Regions from separate parts of the Homo sapiens genome. Here region 2 is linked to region 1. Evidence: read pairs that join two places in POLR2A ChIA-PET (ENCODE). Cell type or tissue: Panc1. All regions are shown on one strand. Links, peaks and the distances in the headings refer to the core of each region. The heading gives the core; the rest is flanking DNA. Region 1 overlaps PCCB (propionyl-CoA carboxylase subunit beta). Region 2 holds the start of NCK1-DT (NCK1 divergent transcript).

Region 1 (9,799 bases), core at 3,094-5,593:
TGAAGGGTAGATGAAAAGCAAGAGAGAGTGGGAAGAGAGGGTTTTCATTTTTTCTAACAGAGGGCCACTCACAGGGGAAATTACAGTTAAAGATCGTTCATAAGGGAAAAGCACTTGAAAATGTTTTTCTTTTTTTGAAAGCAAGGGAGAGGAAATATGAAAAGTTAAAATGAACTGATGTGCTTGAATTAGAAGTTTTAAAAAATGTAGCACCTTTTTTATTTTTTAGTTAAAACACTACAGGATTATTAAATAAAGTCCAAGCCACAGTGCAAAGAAGAATGAAATCACCCCAGATCCTACCATTCAGAAACATTTGGCGAACCTCATTACTGATATCTCTTTGCTTATTTACAGACTGAAATTATGAGAGAAAGAAATGAAAAGAAACATAAAATAATGTGTTATGTGAAGTATAAAGTATATTTGTGAGAGATACAGTAAGAGGCTGGGATGAGGGAGAGAGATACTGCAGACAGAAACTGGCAACATTTCCAGGGAGAAGAAAGGAAGGAGACAGGCAGACATTGTTTTTAATCAGGCCAGCCACTCTTATCATCCCTGCTCTGCAGGCTTACTTCTGTGGATGGCTTGGCCTAAGCAGTTTAGGCCTGGAAGTCATTCCTGTTTAGAAACAAAAGAGCGGCCCTCAGAGACGTGGTGATAAACCACCACATTTTAGAGCTTGACTGGATTTTAGAATATCATCTAGTTGAATACATCTTTATGGGTCTGGAGGAGGTTTTTTTTTTTTTTTTTTGAGACAGAGTCTGGCTCTGTCTCCCAGGTTGGAGTGCAGTGGCCCGATCTCGGCTCACTTCAACCTCTGCCTCCTGGGCTCAAGTGATTCTCCTGCCTCAGCCTCCCGAGTGGCTGGGACTATAGGCGTCTGCCACCACGCCCAGCTAATTTTTGTATTTTTAGTAGAGACGGGGTTTCACCATATTAGCCAGGTTGGTCTCGAACTCCTGACCTTGTGATCCGCCCACCTCGGCCTCCTAAAGTGCTGGGATTACAGGTGTGAGCCACCGCGCCCAGCTGGTTTTTTTTTTTTTTTTTAATATTTATTTATTTAGAGACAGTGTCTTGGTTGGCCAGGCTGGAATGCAGTGGCATGATCTCTGCTCACTGCAACCTCAGCCTCCTGGGCTCAAGCGATCATCCCACCTCAGTCTCCTGAATAGCTGGCACCACAGGCATGCACCACCACATCCGGTGAATTTTTTTTTGTATTTTTTTTATAGAGGCGGGGTTTTGCCATGCTGCGCAGGCTTATCTTGAACTTCTGGACTCAAGCGATTGGCCTGCGTTTGCCTCCCAAAGTGCTGGGATTACAGGAGTGAGTCACCACGCCTGGCTTTTAATTTTTGTTTTCAAGGGCTAGTCTTTACTTTCAGATCTTCATTGCTTAATTAATTGCTTACTAATGCTGCTTGTCATATTGATACCTCCACTCACTTATTCCTGCCTGTGTTATTTTTTGGTAACTTTTTATTTTGATAAAATTTCAAACTTCAGCCTGGGCACGGTGGCTCACACCTGCAGTCTCAGCACTTTGGGAGGCCAAGGCAGGTAGATCTCTTGACGTCAGGAGTTCAAGACCAGCCTGGCCAACATGGTGAAATCCTGTCTCTATTAAAAATACAAAAATTAGCTGGGCATGGTGGCACATGCCTGTAATCCCAACTACTCAGGAGGCTGAGGTGGGACAACTGCTTGAACCTGGGAGACAGAGGTTACAGTGAGCCAAGATTGTGCCATTGCACTCCAACCTGGGTGACAGAGCAAGACTCTGTCTCAAAAAAAAAAAAAAAATTCAAACTTCACAGAAAAATGACAAGAATAGTATGGGAACTCCTATATGTCCTTTTCCCAGATTCACCAGTTGTTTACATTTTCTCCATTTGTTCTGTTATTCTCTCTCCATATATACATATTTGCATGTTACATTTTTCTGAAATATTTGAGAATAAATTGGAGATACTATGTCTTCTTTACCTCCTAAGTTCTTCATTGGGTATTTCTAAAGAATAAAGATATTCTCTTAAATAACCAGAATACAGTAATAAAAATCAGGAAATTTAACATCGATTCATCGATGTTATTCTAATTCATTATCCTTATTCAGGACTTAAGTCCTTTATAGTGTGTGCTCTGGGCATGTGTGCACTTTCTATGTGCGCGCTCTCGCTCTTTCTGTCTCTGTCTCTCATATATATGTGTGTGTGTATATATGTATATATATATATGTTCCTCCTGGCCAGGATCCAATCCAGAATAAAGCATTGACTTTAGATGTTATCTCTTTTTAATCTTTTTTGATCTGGAGCAGTTCCTGTCTTTGTTCTCCATGATCTTGATATTTTAAAAAATAGCTTTGGCCAGGTGTGGTGGCTCACACCTATGATCCCAGCACTTTGGGAGGCCGAGGCAGGTGGATCACGAGGTCAGGAGATCAAGACCGTCCTGGCTAACACGGTGAAACCCCATCTCTACTAAAAAAAAACAAAAAATTAGCCAGGTGTGGTGGCGGGCGCCTGTAGTCCCAGCTACTTGGGAGGCTGAGGCAGGAGAACGGCATGAACCCGGGAGGCAGAGCTTGCAGTCAGCCAAGATTGCGCCACCGCGCTCTAGCCTGGGCGACAGAGCAAGACTCCGTCTCAAAAAAAAAAAAAAAAAAAAAGAGCTTAATGCTTAATAGGGCCGGGCACGGTGGCTCATGCCTGTGATCCCAGCACTTTGGGAGGCCGAGGTGGGTGGATCACTAGGTCAGGAGTTCAAGACCAGCCTGGCCAAGATGGTGAAACCCTGTCTCTACTAAAAATACAAAAATTAGGCGGGCGTGATGGCGAGCGCCTGTAATCCCAGCTACTCGGGAGGCTGAGGCAGGGAATTGCTCGAACCTGAGAGGTGGAGGTTGCAGTGAACTGAGATCATGCCACTGCACTCCAGCCTGGGTGACAGAGCGAGACTCCATCTCAAAAAAGAAAAGTAGCTTTATTGAGATATAATTTACAAACCATAAAATCCACCCATTGTGAAAATATAATTCAGTAATTTTAAATTAATTTTTAGAGTTGTACAGCCATAATCTAGTTTTCAAACCTGCCACTCACTCCAAAAATACCTTCTTGCCTGTTTGCAGTCAGTTCCCACCTAACCACAGTCAATTCCTCACCCAACTTTCTTATTTTACAAATTTTTCCATCTGACTCCTTTCACTAAGCACCATGTTTTTTGAGGTTCATTTATATTGTAATATGTATCAGTTTGTTCCTTTTTATTGGTGAATAATATCTATTGAATATTTTATGTATTTTCATCATTTACCAGTTGAAGGATATTTGGATTGTTTCTGGTTCCTGGCTATCATGAGTAAATGCTACTGTGAACATTTGTGTATTACTTTGTGTGGATATATGTTTTCATAACCCTTGGATAGATAGGTACCTAAGAGTGGGATTGTAGGTTTTATGATAAGCTTGTTTATAACTTTTTAAGAAATTGCCAGATGGTTTTCCAAAACAACTAAACCATTTACATTACCATGAGCAATGTGTTCAGGGTTGCAGGTTCTCCATATCTTTGTTGATACTTGGTATTGTCAGTCTTTTTTTGTTTTTTTTTTTTTGAGACAGAGTCTTGCCCTGTCGCCCAGGCTGGAGTGCAGTGGTGCGATCTCGGCTCACTGCAAGCTCCACCTCCTGGGTTCACGCCATTCTCCTGCCTGAGCCTCCCGAGTAGCTGGGACTACAGGCACCTGCCATCACGCCCGGCTAATTTTTTGTATTTTTAGTAGAGACTGGGTTTCACCATGTTAGCTAGGATGGTCTCGATCTCCTGACCTCGTGATCTGCCCACCTCAGCCTCCCAAAGTGCTGGGATTACAGGTGTGAGCCACCACCATGCCCAGCCTTGGTTTTTTTTTTTTTTTGAGATGGAGTCTCACTCTGTGGCCCAGGCTGGAGTGCTATGGTGCAGTCTGGGCTCACTGTAACCTCTGCCTCCCAGGTTCAAGTGATTGCCCTGCCTCTGCCTCCCGAGCAGCTGGGATTACAGGCATGTGCCACCATGGCTGGCTAATTTTGGTATTTTTAGTGGAGACAGGGTTTCACCATGTTGGCCAGGCTGGTCTTGAACTCCTGACTTCAAACGATCCATCTGCCTTGGCCTCCCAAAGTGCTGGGATTACAGGCGTGAGCCACCGCACCCAGCCAGTCTTTTTTTGAGACAGGGTCTCACTCTGTTGTTCAGGCTGGAGTACAGTGGCATGATCACAGCTCACTGCAGCCTCGACCTCCTGGGGTCAAGCGATCCTCCTGCCTCAACCTCCCAAAGTGTTGGAATTACAGGCGTGAGCCACTGTGCCTGGTCCAGTCTTTTTGACTATAGCCATTTTAGTGGTGTGTAATGGTATCTCACTGTAGTTCTAGTTTGCATTTCTCAGATGACTAATCATGTTGAGCATCTTTATGTACATATTAGTCATTTGTAAACCTTCTTTGCTGAAATGTCTATTCAGATCTTTTGTCCATCTCGTAATTGGGTTTTTGAGTTGTAAGAGTTCTTCATATATTCTGGATACAAGTCCTTTATCATATATATGATTTGTAAGTATTTTCTCCCAGTCTGTGGCTTGTCTTTTCTTTCTTAGTGGTAGCTTTATTTTTATTTTTATTTTTTATTTTTTGAGACAGCCTCACCCTGTCCTCCAGGCTGGAGTTCAGTGGTGTGATCTTAGCTCACTGCAACCTCCACTTCCTGGGTTCAAGTGATTCTCGTGCCTCAGTCACCCAAGTAGCTGGGATTACAGGTGCATGCCACCACGTCCAGCTAATTTCTTTGTATTTTTAGTAGAGATAGGGTTTCACCATGTTGCCCAGGCTGGTCTTGAACTCCTGAGCTCAGGTGATCTGCCTCCCTTGGCCTCTAAAAGTGCTGGGGTTACAGGCGTGAGCCAGCACACTCAGCCTATTTTTATTTTATTTTTTAGAGACAGGGTCTTGCTCTGTTGCCTGGGCTAGAGTGCGTTAGTGCAATCACAGCTCACTGCAGCCTTGAACTCTGGGCTCAAGCAATCCTCCTGCCTTAGCCTACGGAGTAGCTAGGACTATAGGCACACACTAGTACACCCAGCTAATTTTTGAAAAATTTCTTTTGTGTGTAGAGATGGGGTCTTACTACATTGCCCAGCCTGGTCTTGAACTCCTGGTCTCAAGCGATCTGCCTCGGCATCCCGAAGTGCAGGGATTACAAGCCACTGCCCCAAGCCTGTGGTGGCTTTTTTTTTGAGCTAGGGTCTCACTCTGTCACCCAGGCTGAAGTGTAGTGGTGTAATCATGGCTCACTGCAGCCTGGACTTCCCGGGGTCAGGCAGTCCTCCTGCCTCATCCTCCTGAGTAGCTGAGACCACAGGCACATGCTACCACATCTGGCAATTTTTTTTCATTATTTGTAGAGGTGAGGGTCCCACTATGTTGCCCAGGCTGTTCTCAAACTTCTGGACTTAAACTGTCCTCCTACCTCGGCTTCCTAGAGTGCTGGTGTTACTGGCATGAGCCGATGTGCCCAGCCTCTGGTGGCTTTTGAGGTGGAGAAGTTTTTAATTTTGAAGTCCAGTTTATCAAGTTTTCTTTTGTGGGTCATGCTTCTATTGTCATATGTAAAAACTTGTAATACAAAGTCATGAAGATTTTGTTTTCTTCATGGAGTTTTTTTTGTAGGTTTGGCTCTTTTTTTTTTTTTTTTTTTGAGATGGAGTTTCACTCTTGTCGCCCAGGATGGAGTGCAATGGCGCTATCTCAGGGATTATGGGTGCCTGCCACCAAACCTGGCTAGTGTGTGTGTGTGTGCGTGTGTGTGTGTGTGTGTGTAGATATATATATATATATATATATATATATATATATGTATATATATATATATATATCTACATACACAAGTACATATAAGAGAGCCCAGCCAGCTTTCTTATAGTAGGTCTGTGATCCATTTTGAGTTAATTTTTGTATATGGTGTGACAGAAGAGTCTAACATCACTCTTGTCTCCCACCATTAATTGACATAACTATTCTTTCCCCATTGAATTGTCTTGACACATTGATAAAAATATCAGTTGATCATAAATGTAAGGGTTTGTTTCTGAACTCTCAGTTCTTCCATTGTTCTATGTCTGTCCTTAAAATAGAACCACACTGTCTTGATTACTGTAGTTTATAGGAGTTTTGAAGTTGTGTAAAATCCTCCAACTTGGTTTTTTTTTTTTTTTTTAGATGTAGTCTCGCTTTGTAGCCCAGGCTGGAGCACAGTGGCATGATCTCAGCTCACTGCAACCTCCACCTCCTGGGTTCAAGCGATTCTCCTGCCTCAGCCTCCCGAGTAGCTGGGATTACAGTCACGTGCCAGCACACCTAGCTAATTTTTGTATTTTTAGTGGAGATAGGGTTTCACCATGTTAGTCAGGCTGGTCTTGAACACCTGATCTCAGGTGATCCACCCGCCTCGGCCTCTGAAAATGCTGGGATTACAAGCGTGAGCCACCGCACCCAGCCCGATCAGCTCTTAACTCTACAAAAATGCCTGCTGAGATTTGATAGGAACTGCATTGAGTCTGTAGATGAATTTGGTGAGAATTTACATCCTAACATATTGAGTCTTCCACTCCACGTAGATGGAATGTTTCTCTGTTTATGTAGCTCTATACTTTGTCTCAGCAATATTTTGTAATTTGCAGCATACCTGTCTTGCACTTCTTTTGTTAAACTTATACCTAAAATATTTCACTCTGGCCAGGTGCAGTGGCTCACGCCTGTAATCCTAGCACTTGGGGAGGCCAAGGCAGGGGGATCACCTGAGGTCACAAGTTCGAGACTAGCCTGGCTAACATAGTGAAACCCTGTCTCTACTAAAAATACAAAAATTAGCCAGGTGTTGTGGTGCATGCCTGTAATCCCAGCTACTCAGAAGGCTGAGGCAGGAGAATCGCTTGAATCCAGGAGGCGGAGGTTGCAGACTCCAGCCTGGGTGACAGAGCAAGACTCCGTCTCAAAACAAAACAAAATATTTTACTCTTTGTGATGCTATTTAGAATGGAATTATCTTGTTAATTTCCTATTTGGATTCTTTGCAAATGTATAGAGATACAATTGATTTTCATATGTTGATCTTGTATACTGCTTTGCTGAGGTTGTGTATTAGCTTGAATAGGGGGTGTGTGTGTATGTGTGTATTTCTTTGGATTTTCTATATACACAATCATGTCTTCTGCAAATAGAGGCAGTTTTACTTATTCCTTTCTAATCTGGATGCCTTTTATTTCTTTTTCTTGCTAATTGCTCTGCTTAGAACCTGTAGTACAGTGTTAAGTAGAAGTGGTAAGAGTGGACATCCTTGGCCGGGTGCGGTGGCTCACGCCTGTGATCCCAGCACTTTGGGAGGCCGAGGTGGGCATATCACGAGGTCAGGAGATAGAGACCATCCTGGCTAACACGGTGAAACCCTGTCTTTACTAAAAATACAAAAAAATTAGCCGGGTGTGGTGGCGGGTGCCTGTAGTCCCAGCTACTCGGGAGGCTGAGGCAGGAGAATGCCGTGAACCCGGGAGGCGGAGCCTGTAGTGAGCCGAGATCGTGCTACTGCACTCCAGCCTGGGTGACAGAGTGAGACTCTGTCTCAAAAAAAAAAAAAAAAAAAAAATAAGAGTGGACATCCTTGTCTTGTTCCTAATCTTAAGGAGAAAGCATTCATTCTTCACCATTAAGCATGATGTTAACTGGTGTGTGTTTTTTTTTTTTTTTTGGACATTCTCTTGAAGGTTGAGGAAGTTCCTTTCTACTTCTAATTTTTTGAGTGTTTTTATCATGAAGGGTATTTAATATTGTCAAATGCTTTTTTCTGCATCTGTGAGATAATCATGTGTTTTTTGTTCTTTATTCTAATGATATGGTATGTAACATTACTGGTTTTTAGAATGTTAAACCAACCTTGTATTTCTGTGATAAATCCTACTTGGTCATGGTATATCATCCTTTTTTGGAAGGTGCTGGGCTCTGCCAGTATTTCCTTGAGTACTTTTGAATCAATATTAGTAAGAAACATTGACCTACAGTTACCTTGTGATTTTTTCTTTTGGTTTTGGTATTACAGTAATTCTCACCTCATAGAATGAGTTGGAAGGGTTGCCTCTGTGAGGTAGGTTCCCTATGCACTGGTTATGAACTTTTCTGATTTCAGTAAGACAGAACACTCACACAAGTTACATGAAGTGCCCGGCCACATCTGTTGTTTTTTGACATTTTTTTTTTTCCCGCTGTAGGCAGAGTCTTGCTCTGTTTCTCAGGCTGGAGTACAATGGCGCGATCTCGGCTCACTGCAGTCTCCACCTTGTGGGTTAAAGCAGTTCTCCTGTCTCAGCCTCCCGAGTAGCTGGGACTACAGGCACACGCCACTACACCCATCTAATTTTTGTATTTGTAGTAGAGACAGGGTTTCACCATATTGGTCAGGCTGGTCTCAAACTCCTGGCCTCAGGTGATCCACCTGCCTTGGCCTCCCAAATTACTGGGATTACAGGCATGAGCCCCTGCGCCCGGCTGTTTTTTGACTTTTTAATTATGGCCGTTTTTGTAGGAGTAAGGTGGTATCTCATTGTGGTTTTCATTTGCATTTTCCTGATAGTGATGTGAGCATTTTGTTTCATGTTTGTTGGCCATTTGTATATCTTCTTTTGAGAAATGTCTATTCATGTCCTTTGCCTACTTTTTGATGGGATTATTTTTTCTTGCTGATTTGAGTTCCTTGTAGATTCTGCATACTGGTCCTTTGTCAGGTGCATAGTTTGCAAATATTTTCTCCAGCTCTGTGAGTTGGCTCTTTGCTGATTACTTCTTTTGCTGTGCAGAAGCTTTTTAGTTTAATTAGGTCCCATTTATTTTTGTTTTTGTTGCATTAGCTTTTGGGGTCTTAGTCATGGATTTTTTGCCTGGGCCAGTGTTCAGAAGAGTTTTTCCAATGTTGCAGAATTTTTATGGTTTCAGGTCTTAGATTTAAGTCTTGGAAGTCTGGTAATGTGATGCCTTCAGATTTGTTCTTTTTGCTTAGTATTGCTTTGGCTATCTGGACTCTTTTTTGGTTCCATATAAATTTTAGGATTGTATTTTCTAGTTCTGTGAAAAATGATGATGGTAATGGTAGTGTTTTGATGGGAATTGCATTGAATCTGTAGATTGCTTTGGGCCATATGATCGTTTTCACAATATTGATTCTTACCTCCATGAGCATGAGATGTGTTTTCATTTGTTTGTGTCATGTATAGTTTCTTTCAGCAGCGTTTTGTAGTTTCACTTGTAGAGATCTTCACCTCCTTGGTTAGGTATATTCCTAGGTATTTTATTTTATTTTTTGCAGCTGTTGTAAAAGGAATTGAGTTCTTGATTTGATTGTCACTTTGGTTATTGTTGGTGTATAGCAGAGCTATTTATTTGTCTATATTAATTTTGTAACCTAAGACTTTACTGAATTCCTTTATCAGATCTAGGAGTCTTTTGGATGAGTCGCTAGAGTTTTCCAAGTATATATGATCATATCACTGATAAACAGTACTTGTTTGACTTCCTCTTTTCCAATTTGGATGCCCTTTATTTCTTTCTCTTGCCCAATTGCTCTGGATAGGACTTCCAGTACTATGTTGAATAGAAGTGGTGAAAGTGGGCATCCTTGTCTTGTTCCAGTTTTCAGGGGGAATGCTTTCAACTTTTCCCCATTCATTACGATGTTGGCTGTGGGTTTATCATATATTGCT
Region 2 (9,799 bases), core at 2,643-5,142, 590 kb after region 1:
GAGACAGAGTCTCGCTCTGTCACCCAGGCTGGAGTGCAGTAGCACAATCTTGGCTCACTGCAACCTCTGCTTCCTGAATTCAAGTGATTCTCATGCCTCAGCCTCCCGAGTAGCTGGAATTACAGACACATACCACCAGGCCCGGCTAAATTTAGTATTTTTAGTAGAAATGGCATTTCACCATGTTGGCCAGGCTGGCCAACTCCTCTCAAACTTCTGGCCTCAAGTGATCCGCCCGCCTCAGCCTCCCAAAATGCTGGGATTACAGGTGTGAGCCACCGTGCCTACACTGTCATTTTTAATAGATAGCATAGTATTCCATTGTATGAACATTCATTGTAGTAAGCTACAATGAACTCTCCTGTATGTACATTTTCCCCACATTTTTTGGTATATTCTTTTTCTTAAGTAACAGATAAACATTTTAATTCTATTTTTGGATAATATCACAATTCAAAAATAAAAATGTAAAAAAATAAATAACAAAAAGGTTTTCTTCCATTCTTGTTCCTCCTGTCACCTGAACCACCATTAGTTTTCTTGGCATCTTTATATAATTTCTTTGTTATGTAAACAAATATAAATACGTATTCTTATTCCCCCCCTTTTTTATTCAGAATGTAAAAAGCATCTTGTGATCATCTCTTTAGCATAAAATCTTAAAAGTGGTATTGCTGAGTAGAGGATAGTTAAAATCTTAATACATATGGTCCAACTGTTCACGAGAGAGGTTGTACAATTTAACCTTTCTACCAACAATGCATGAGTGTTACTAAATTCATGTTATTTATGTTCTAATTTCAGTGTATTTTTATATCTCAAAACTTATGGGGAGTCCAGAATAAATGTTTAAAAATCACTATAATTTATAAGGTGAATTCTGGTATTATACAGAATTGATTATACAAAATACTTTGGACTTAACTAATAATTTATAACAGGCAAATGGACCCAATGAGAAGGAAAGGTTTGACCTAAGTTATTATTTATCTTTCTGTGTTTTGCTTGTTGGATAGGTGGAGAAACAGGTAGGAATGAAAAGATGGAAAAATCCGTTTGTGGTATAAAGATAGAAGATAGAGCTGAATTAAACAAGTAAGCAAAGAGAAATGGAGACAGACTTCAGATGAGAGTGAAAAAAGGGTAAACAATTCCAGTAGGTACCATACATCTGATAAGGCATATTGCCAGATCATCTCTAATTTCTTTTTTTTCTGGACTACTGTTACAGCCTCTACTTTCTATCATTGAATTGATGCATATGATTATAATAGAAATTAAATTTTCAATGAAATGAATGTCTTTTTGTCAATTTTTTTCTTTAAATAGAATTGATTATCTGAAGAAATGGATACTTCTCCCTCCAGAAAATATCCAGTTAAAAAACGGGTGAAAATACATCCCAACACAGTGATGGTGAAATATACTTCTCATTATCCCCAGCCTGGCGATGATGGATATGAAGAAATCAATGAAGGCTATGGAAATTTTATGGAGGAAAATCCAAAGAAAGGTCTGCTGAGTGAAATGAAAAAAAAAGGGAGAGCTTTCTTTGGAACCATGGATACCCTACCTCCACCAACAGAAGACCCAATGATCAATGAGATTGGACAATTCCAGAGCTTTGCAGAAAAAAACATTTTTCAATCCCGAAAAATGTGGATAGTGCTGTTTGGATCTGCTTTGGCTCATGGATGTGTAGCTCTTATCACTAGGCTTGTTTCTGATCGGTCTAAAGTTCCATCTCTAGAACTGATTTTTATCCGTTCTGTTTTTCAGGTCTTATCTGTGTTAGTTGTGTGTTACTATCAGGAGGCCCCCTTTGGACCCAGTGGATACAGATTACGACTCTTCTTTTATGGTGTATGCAATGTCATTTCTATCACTTGTGCTTATACATCATTTTCAATAGTTCCTCCCAGCAATGGGACCACTATGTGGAGAGCCACAACTACAGTCTTCAGTGCCATTTTGGCTTTTTTACTCGTAGATGAGAAAATGGCTTATGTTGACATGGCTACAGTTGTTTGCAGCATCTTAGGTGTTTGTCTTGTCATGATCCCAAACATTGTTGATGAAGACAATTCTTTGTTAAATGCCTGGAAAGAAGCCTTTGGGTACACCATGACTGTGATGGCTGGACTGACCACTGCTCTCTCAATGATAGTATACAGATCCATCAAGGAGAAGATCAGCATGTGGACTGCACTGTTTACTTTTGGTTGGACTGGGACAATTTGGGGAATATCTACTATGTTTATTCTTCAAGAACCCATCATCCCATTAGATGGAGAAACCTGGAGTTATCTCATTGCTATATGTGTCTGTTCTACTGCAGCATTCTTAGGAGTTTATTATGCCTTGGACAAATTCCATCCAGCTTTGGTTAGCACAGTACAACATTTGGAGATTGTGGTAGCTATGGTCTTGCAGCTTCTCGTGCTGCACATATTTCCTAGCATCTATGATGTTTTTGGAGGGGTAATCATTATGATTAGTGTTTTTGTCCTTGCTGGCTATAAACTTTACTGGAGGAATTTAAGAAAGCAGGACTACCAGGAAATACTAGACTCTCCCATTAAATGAATACCTGATTATTATTGTCTCATTAATGTTCAGTTATTATGTATACTGCCATTTTAATGTTTACCTATGAATGTCTTTTGTGTTATATAACTGACAGAGTGCTATAAAATATATAATATATACAAATGCAGAAAATTTATTCTAGTCTAATATATTCAAATACAAATATTAAATATATGAAATACGTTATGAATCTGGTATCTTTATTGGTATTTATGGGTGTCTTTCCAGGTAAATTGTAGTAGAAGGAGAATGTTAACTGCTATTACTAAATAATAGAAGACTCAAAGAAATGACCCCTTTCAGATGGAACTGAAGTTCAAAAATTAGAAATGTTCTACAAATGTTCAACAAAACTCCTTCATTTGTGAAAAATACACTATAAGGTGAAATGTTGAACACCAAACCCTGTTTTGTCATCTACTTGCATTAGAAAACTAGAAGTCATAGGGCTGGGTAAAGGAGCCTGGGTTGAGGCAAGAAAAGAGGAAAGAAGGGAAAATAAGTGGTTTTTTAATGACAATGGGTGGCTGTCCAAAGTTAGAACAGGAAATTGGTTTTCTCCTTATTATGAGCACATTAGGCGATACATAGGAAATAGAAATAGGGAGAAGTGTGGATTCTTGCCAGTCCTACCTAGCCCATGCCATTTTGTCCCTGATGTTTGGAGACCTAACGTTGGGGTAGGGTCTGCTTATCCTCAGTTATGTAGATCTCTTCCAAGGCTGCCCTTGTTTATGATTTTGTGGCTAGTGTATGTGTGAGCTGCAGTAAAAGTACTCCTTACTCCTGAAAAAGGCACCAACAGTAATCATAATGTAGCAGAAAATTGACATGGTATCCTGAGATTCTTTTCAAAAAGGTCTAAAAGTCTGTAAAAGCACATATGATGGCATTAAGTCTAATTTTGGCCATTCTTACCAATTTAGCACAAATAAATGATATGGTACTGTTTATTAAACTATTGTCTCAGGTCCACATTCCCCCTTCTATACATTTCTCTGTAATGCTGTGGCTCAAACCCTGCAAACTACATTTTTTTCTATGTCAGCTGGTGTCTCACTAGGTTCCATCAATAAAGGGCATTAGAGGGAGACTGGAAGGCAGAAGGGAAGAAGGGACTTCCTCCTTTCCATTTGTTTGCAGTTTCTGTCACTGTTATCCCAGCAACAAGCAAGAGCCCTTTGCTCCAGCAGCAGCAATTGATTTCAGCCTTGAGCTTCTTTTGACATCCTCCCCATCCACAACTAGCCTCATCATATCCTTCCCTGAAGTAGTAGGATCAGCCAGACAGCATCCTCTCAGGGGTCTGAGCAATACTCAGCCAGGTCATTTGTCTGAGTTTCTGAGACCTGATAATCCACCTTGAGTCCCCATTTTCACTAGATCTATCATTGACAGCTGCTCCCTGCAGTTATCACCTCTGGGTAACCTCAGTGTTCCGTTTTTGCTTTTTCAGTCAATGAAAACTCAATACTAAATCCTCTCTGTAGTAATATCATCTAATTTCTGATTTCCTGACTAACATATCTCTAAACCTTCCCCAAAGGAAACTACAGCCATCAGCAGGGTACTGTGCTTTGGGAAAATGTCAACATTTAGATTTTTTCAGGGATTACTAGACAGTGGCTCTCAATAGAAATTATACAAACTGAAAAAAGAATGAACAGAGCCTGAATGACCTGTACTAAGTACTGAGAAGTCTAGCATGAGTGTAATTGTAGTCCCAGAAGAAGAGGAGAAACAGAATGGGACAGAAAAAAAAATTTGAAGAAATACTGGACAAAAGTCTTCCAAATTTGATAAAAAAAAAAAAAGAAAAGAAAAGAAAATGAGAAACCAGCAATCCACAGACCCAGGGAATGAAATGAACCCCAAGCAGGATAAATACAAAACCAAAACCAAAACAAACATCACAGTGTAATGAAACATCACAGTGTAATGAAACATCACAGTGTAACTTTTGATAAATATAATGAAAATCTTATAAGCATTCATAGAAAAAGACACCTAGAAACATCAGTGTTAACTTTTGATAAATATAAACAAAATCTTAAAAGCATTCATAGAAAAAGGCATAAGACATACAAGAAAACAATGATAAGAATTACAACTAGTTTCTCACAGATATAATGGAGGCTGGAAAACGAGAATGACATCTTTAAAGTGCTGAAAACAAAAACAAAAACCCTTTGAATGGCTTCTCATTGCCTATAGGATAAACTCTAAGGTGCCTGACTTCCATAACCTGGTTATTGATTATATTTCTAGCTATCTTCTGCTCTAGCAATATTCTACTATCGTTTAATACCTTTTTATTATGCAGGCTCCTCTATGTGGACAGATTTTTTCTAGTTAATTGCCTGACTAACCTGGCCACACAACTCCTTTCCCCTGTGGCTTAATGTCCTCCTTGCACTGGACTGTCTATAACAATTTCTAACTATAAGCTATCAGGTTTCTGGGAAAGGTCTTGACATGGAGGCTCATTTTTCCCTTTCTTGTGTTCCCAAATTCTTTTATTTTGGATTAATAAAGTAAGCCACCTGCGTGTTTTTAATCATAGACAGATTAGCTGCCCATATCCAAAGCTCCACGTGTAGTCCCTAGATAAGTTTTGTTTTTGTTTTGAGATGTGGTGTGATCATAGCTCATTGCAGCCTCAAATTCCTGGGCTCAAGCCATCCTCCCACCTCAGCCTCCAGAGTGGCTGGGACTACAGGCACATGCCACTATGCCCAGCTGATTAAAAAAAATTTTGTTTTGTAGAGACAGGGTCTAGCTCTGTTGCCAGGGCTGATCATAAGTTTTGACTTACATTTTCTTGTTGCCTGATTCTGGTTAGTCCCTGATCCACTCAGCACTAATTAGCAAGGATGATTCCTGTTTTTGGTTTGAGTTCCCCTGAAAGAGAGGAAGCAGCAGCCATGTGCATGTTTATATTTGGAAGCTGGGGAGACAGACTGTGTGAAAGGAAGTCTCTGGGACAGCTCCCACCCCATTAAAACATGTACTGCATCCCTTCTAAGTGCAATTACATACATGCCTTTCTGCCTATCTGCCCTTCCAGTCTATGCTTTCCTTTTTCATTGCTGTTTGCTTATTTTTCTTCTTTGACTCCTCTTTTGCATATATTTTTGGAGGTTTCTTAAATTTTTTTAAAGAGTTCCTGTTAAGAATGAGTGATGAGAAAGATTAAAGAAGGAAAATTAAGAGGATAAACTAGCTGGGTGCTGTGGCTCACGCCTGTAATCCCAACACTTTGGGAGGCTGAGGTGGGTGGATCACCTGAGGTCAGGGGTTTGAGACAAGCCTGGCCAACATTGTGAAACCCCGTCTCTACTAAAAATACAAAAAATTAGCCAGGTGTGGTGGTGTGTGCCTGTAGTCCCAGCAACTTGGGAGGCTGAGGCAGGAGAATTGCTTGAACCCGGGAGGTGGAGGTTGCAATAAGCTGAGGTGGTGCCACTGCACTCCAACCTGGGCAAAAAAGCGAGACTCCATCTCAAAAAACAAACAAACAAACAAAAACCCTAAATGTATGACTTCAGCATACTTTTTGCTGGGTTAATTTTCCCCACTTAAGGTGGTGGTAAGCTACATGAAGGCAAGAACTGTATTTCTGTATTTTACCTGTTGTATTTATATTCACACCTTCTGCCTCCATCGTATGTTAAATATGTAATTAGAATTAAAATTGAGTCACGCTGTGCTAACAGTTTGATGGGTGATTTTGCAGCAACAGTTTTAACTCTGGACAAGTTTCTTCAAAAATGAATATAATATCTCAGTCTGTAAACTTTATAAAATGTATCAACAAATAAAACCATTGTATTAGCTTGGGCTGCCATAATAAAATACTAGATTGGGTGGCTTACACAACAGAAGTTTATTTTTTCAAAGTTATGTAGGTTGGGAGGTCCAAAAGAGGGTGCCAGCATGGTCAGTTTTGGGTGAGGGCTCTCTCTCTGGCTTGCAGATGTCTGTCTGCTTGCTGTGTTCTCAAATGGAGAGAGCTCTCTGGTGCCACTTTCTATAAAGACATTAATCTTATGGGATTAGGGCCCCACCCTTATGACCTAATTTAATTTTTATTACCTCCCTAAAGGCCTAGCTCCAACTAGAGATGGTCCCTGACTTAAGATTTTTTTGACTTTATGATGGTCCAAAAGCCATATGCACTCTAGAATCTGTACTTTGAGTACCCATAAAACCATCCAGTTTTTCATTCAGTATTTAGTAGATTACATGAAATACTCAATACTTTATTAAAAAATAAGCTTTGTATTAGATGATTTTGCCTAACTGAAAGCTAATGTAAGTATTCTGAGCATGTTTTAGGTAGGCTACTCTAAGCTATGATGTTTGGTAGGTTAGAAGCATTAAATGCATTTCTGACTTAAGATCTTTTCAACTTAAGGTATTTTCAGTTTATGGTGGGTTTATTGGAACATAACCCCTTTGTAAGTTAAGGAACATTTATATAGTCACATTAGGAGTGAGGGCTTCAGTATGAATTTTTGGGGGGGATGCAATTCAGTCCATACCAGTCATGATAAAATATGCAGTTATTTAAACCCTTAGAATAAACTCAAAATTCACCGCCATTATTCACTTTGGATGCTAATAACAGAATGTAGACATAGAGTAGCTGTTGCCCAGTTTCATGGTCTACTTGTCCCAGTCAACCTGAGGATAGTACAGCATAAATAGGTAAATTTGTGCTTGACCTTGTGATCCTACATATGGCAGGCTGTCTTAGTCCCTTTAGTGTTGCTAGAAAGGAATACCCAAAGCTGGATAATTTAGAAATAGAAAAGGTTTTTCGGCTTATGGTTCTGATGTCTGGAAAAGTTCAAGACTGAGCATCTGCATCTGATGGTAGCCTAAGACTGCTTCTACTCATGCCAGAAGGCAAAGGAGAGCTGGTGTGTGCAGAGATTACATGGCCAGAGAGGACGCAAAAGAAGAAAGGAAGTGCGACGTTCTTTTTAACCAGCTCTGGTGGAAATAAAGAGAACTCATTTACCCTCTCCCCAGGGAGGACATTAATCTATTCCTGAAGGAACCACCTCCATGACCCAACACTGCCCATTAGTCCCCACCTCCAACATTGGGGATCAAATTTCAACAGGAGGTTTAGGGGAACAAACATCTAAATTACAGCACAGGCCAACCACATGCATGCATTACCAATCACGTAAATAATTTTGAAGTTAAATGCAGAAAACTGCAAACTTTTGAGGCTGATATCCAGGGCCAGGATTAAAATAAAAAGTATTAATGCCTTAAACAGTATTTACTGACCATCTACCCTACTGCAAGGCCCTAGGGAGAAACTGAACAGACATGGTTACTGATTCAACGGAGTTTACAATCTAGGTAGACATACAGGCAAACCATTTCAATAGCTCGGATGGAGAAAACACCTGTGCTCCAAGGAAGGTACCTAACTGAGCAAGCTTCCCTGAGGAGCGATCCTAAACTGTGCCACAAAGATGGTTAAGAAGAGATGAGGCGGCTGGGCGTGGTGGCTCACGCCTGTAATCCCAGCACTTTGGGAGGCCGAGGCTGGCGAATCACGAGGTCAAGAGATCGAGACCATCCTGGTGAAACCCCGTCACTGCTAAAAATACAAAAACATTAGCTGGGCGTGGTGGTACATGCCTGTAATCCCAGCTACTCGGGAGGCTGAGGCAGGAGAATAGCTTGAACCCGGAGGCGGAGGTTGCAGTGAGCCGAGATCGTGCCACTGCACTCCACCCTGGCGACAGAGCGAAACTCGTTTCAAAAAAAAAAAAAAAAGAGGCAGGTTACGGCGCGGGGGCGGGGAAGGGGGCCTGCAGCACCGGCGAGGGGAAGAACCAACTTACTGATGCCTCAGCCAGTGGCTGGAGCCCTAAGAATGGACAGACCTGGCTCCGAAGGTCCTCTTCATAACACTACTGCCGCCAAGAATGTAAGCTGCCCAAGCACGAGGACACTTTTAGAGGGCCCTCAGACTCAGCTTCTTTTGGTCTGTGCCTCAAATTAAGCACATGTCTTACATTTCTCCCAGGTCCCAATTTTCAGGTCTGCTTTTCTTTGTTTTTCTTTGTCGCTCCCCGCTCCTAAGAACCTTCGGCTGGGATGACATTCTTCAGGTGCAGAAACCAGGGGGAAGCTCCCAGAGCAGTGGGGGCTGAACTCAGGACACAGTCATTTTTGCTGTTAAGTCTCTCCTGCGGCGCTGAGGAGGCAGGCTCAAAGTAACCAACCAGAGCAGCCGCAGAGGGAAAAGCTAAGACAGTTCTGGTCCGGCCCAGCGCTTCTCACCCTCTAGCTCTCTACTCTCCGCCGCGCAGCCTCCGCTCCCTCCACATCAGGCACGGCGCTTGATTGACATGAGGGCCCGCCCAATCCCAGTGCGGCAGAGACCGTTGTCGCGTCAGGGACCGGGGAAGGGGGCGACTGAACCTATCAGATTGGGTCCAGAGTGGGTTTCCTGCCCGCGCGGATCCGCCTGCCCACCGCGCGTGCCCCGCCTCTCTCCCAAGAGCTACGCGGCGGCGGCGGAGCGCAGGCCTCGTGCCGTTACGGCCATCACGGCGGCCGCAGTGGCGTCCTGGAGCCCTCCTCAGGTGAGCTGGAGCTGCCCGGCTCGGCAGCGGGAAGGTGAGACGGCCTTGTTGGCAGGCAGACACACACACACCCCCCTTCAGTCCGCTGTCCGTCCATACAGCCTGTTACTCGCTGCGTCGCTTCCTCTTCTCGCGCTGAGTTAGCCCCGGGGGCGCCGTCTGCAGGCTCGGAGCCGAGCCGGAGGGGGCGCGGAGGCTGCTCGGAGGGTCCAGACTTCTGCACCGGGATTCCGCGAGACCCTCGGGCCGTTGCCCCAGGGAGCGTGACCCCGCGGCCTCCTTGTCAGCCCCTGGAGCGCTGTGTCGGGCTGAGAGCCCGGGCGGCCGCCCGTGCGAGCCTGGGAGGTCGAGTGTGCGGCGCGCTGGTTGACTTGTCTGTTTTCTCATGAAAAAGTCCTTTTGCCAGCTGTGGCGTAATCCGAGGCCGGGAAGGTAGGGACGTGGTAGGAGGAAGGGCGCTCTCACCTCCAGCCCGAGAGGAGGGGAGGCGTCAGCCTGCGCGGTGCTGCGGGTGGACATCTTCGGGACGCGCCCTCTCCCCTCCCCCCACCCACCGGCCGTTTTCTAGTCTGGGGCTGTGACTTTAATGGTCT

Evidence for each region. Peaks named below come from ENCODE experiments on the same cell type or tissue, not always from the same donor. Only the 100,000 strongest peaks of a DNase experiment are listed, where the experiment ranks them.
Region 2: POLR2A ChIA-PET joins it to region 1 with 9 read pairs; 2 of 35 experiments call an interaction of 5 or more read pairs at or near these places.

Annotation. Positions count from the first base shown.
Region 1 is chr3:136,262,213-136,272,011 of GRCh38, forward strand. The region is part of intron 5 of PCCB (propionyl-CoA carboxylase subunit beta); the gene reads left to right. Among named protein-coding and RNA genes, the nearest start is that of PCCB, 17 kb to the left of the region's middle. In Panc1, for the core only: no CTCF peak of the experiment used is centred there; a DNase peak (open chromatin) is centred at 4,469.
Region 2 is chr3:136,853,114-136,862,912 of GRCh38, forward strand. It overlaps SLC35G2 (solute carrier family 35 member G2), which reads left to right. Exons shown (of 2, transcript NM_025246.3): 2 at 1,330-2,775. The coding sequence starts at 1,348. The coding sequence ends at 2,586. NCK1-DT (NCK1 divergent transcript) reads right to left here and starts at 8,950. Exons shown (of 3, transcript NR_110177.1): 1 at 8,634-8,950. NCK1 (NCK adaptor protein 1) reads left to right here and starts at 9,095. Exons shown (of 4, transcript NM_001291999.2): 1 at 9,095-9,240. RefSeq lists enhancers at 8,024-8,073, 8,634-8,693, 9,754-9,799 and a silencer at 9,054-9,113. In Panc1, for the core only: no CTCF peak of the experiment used is centred there; no DNase peak of the experiment used is centred there.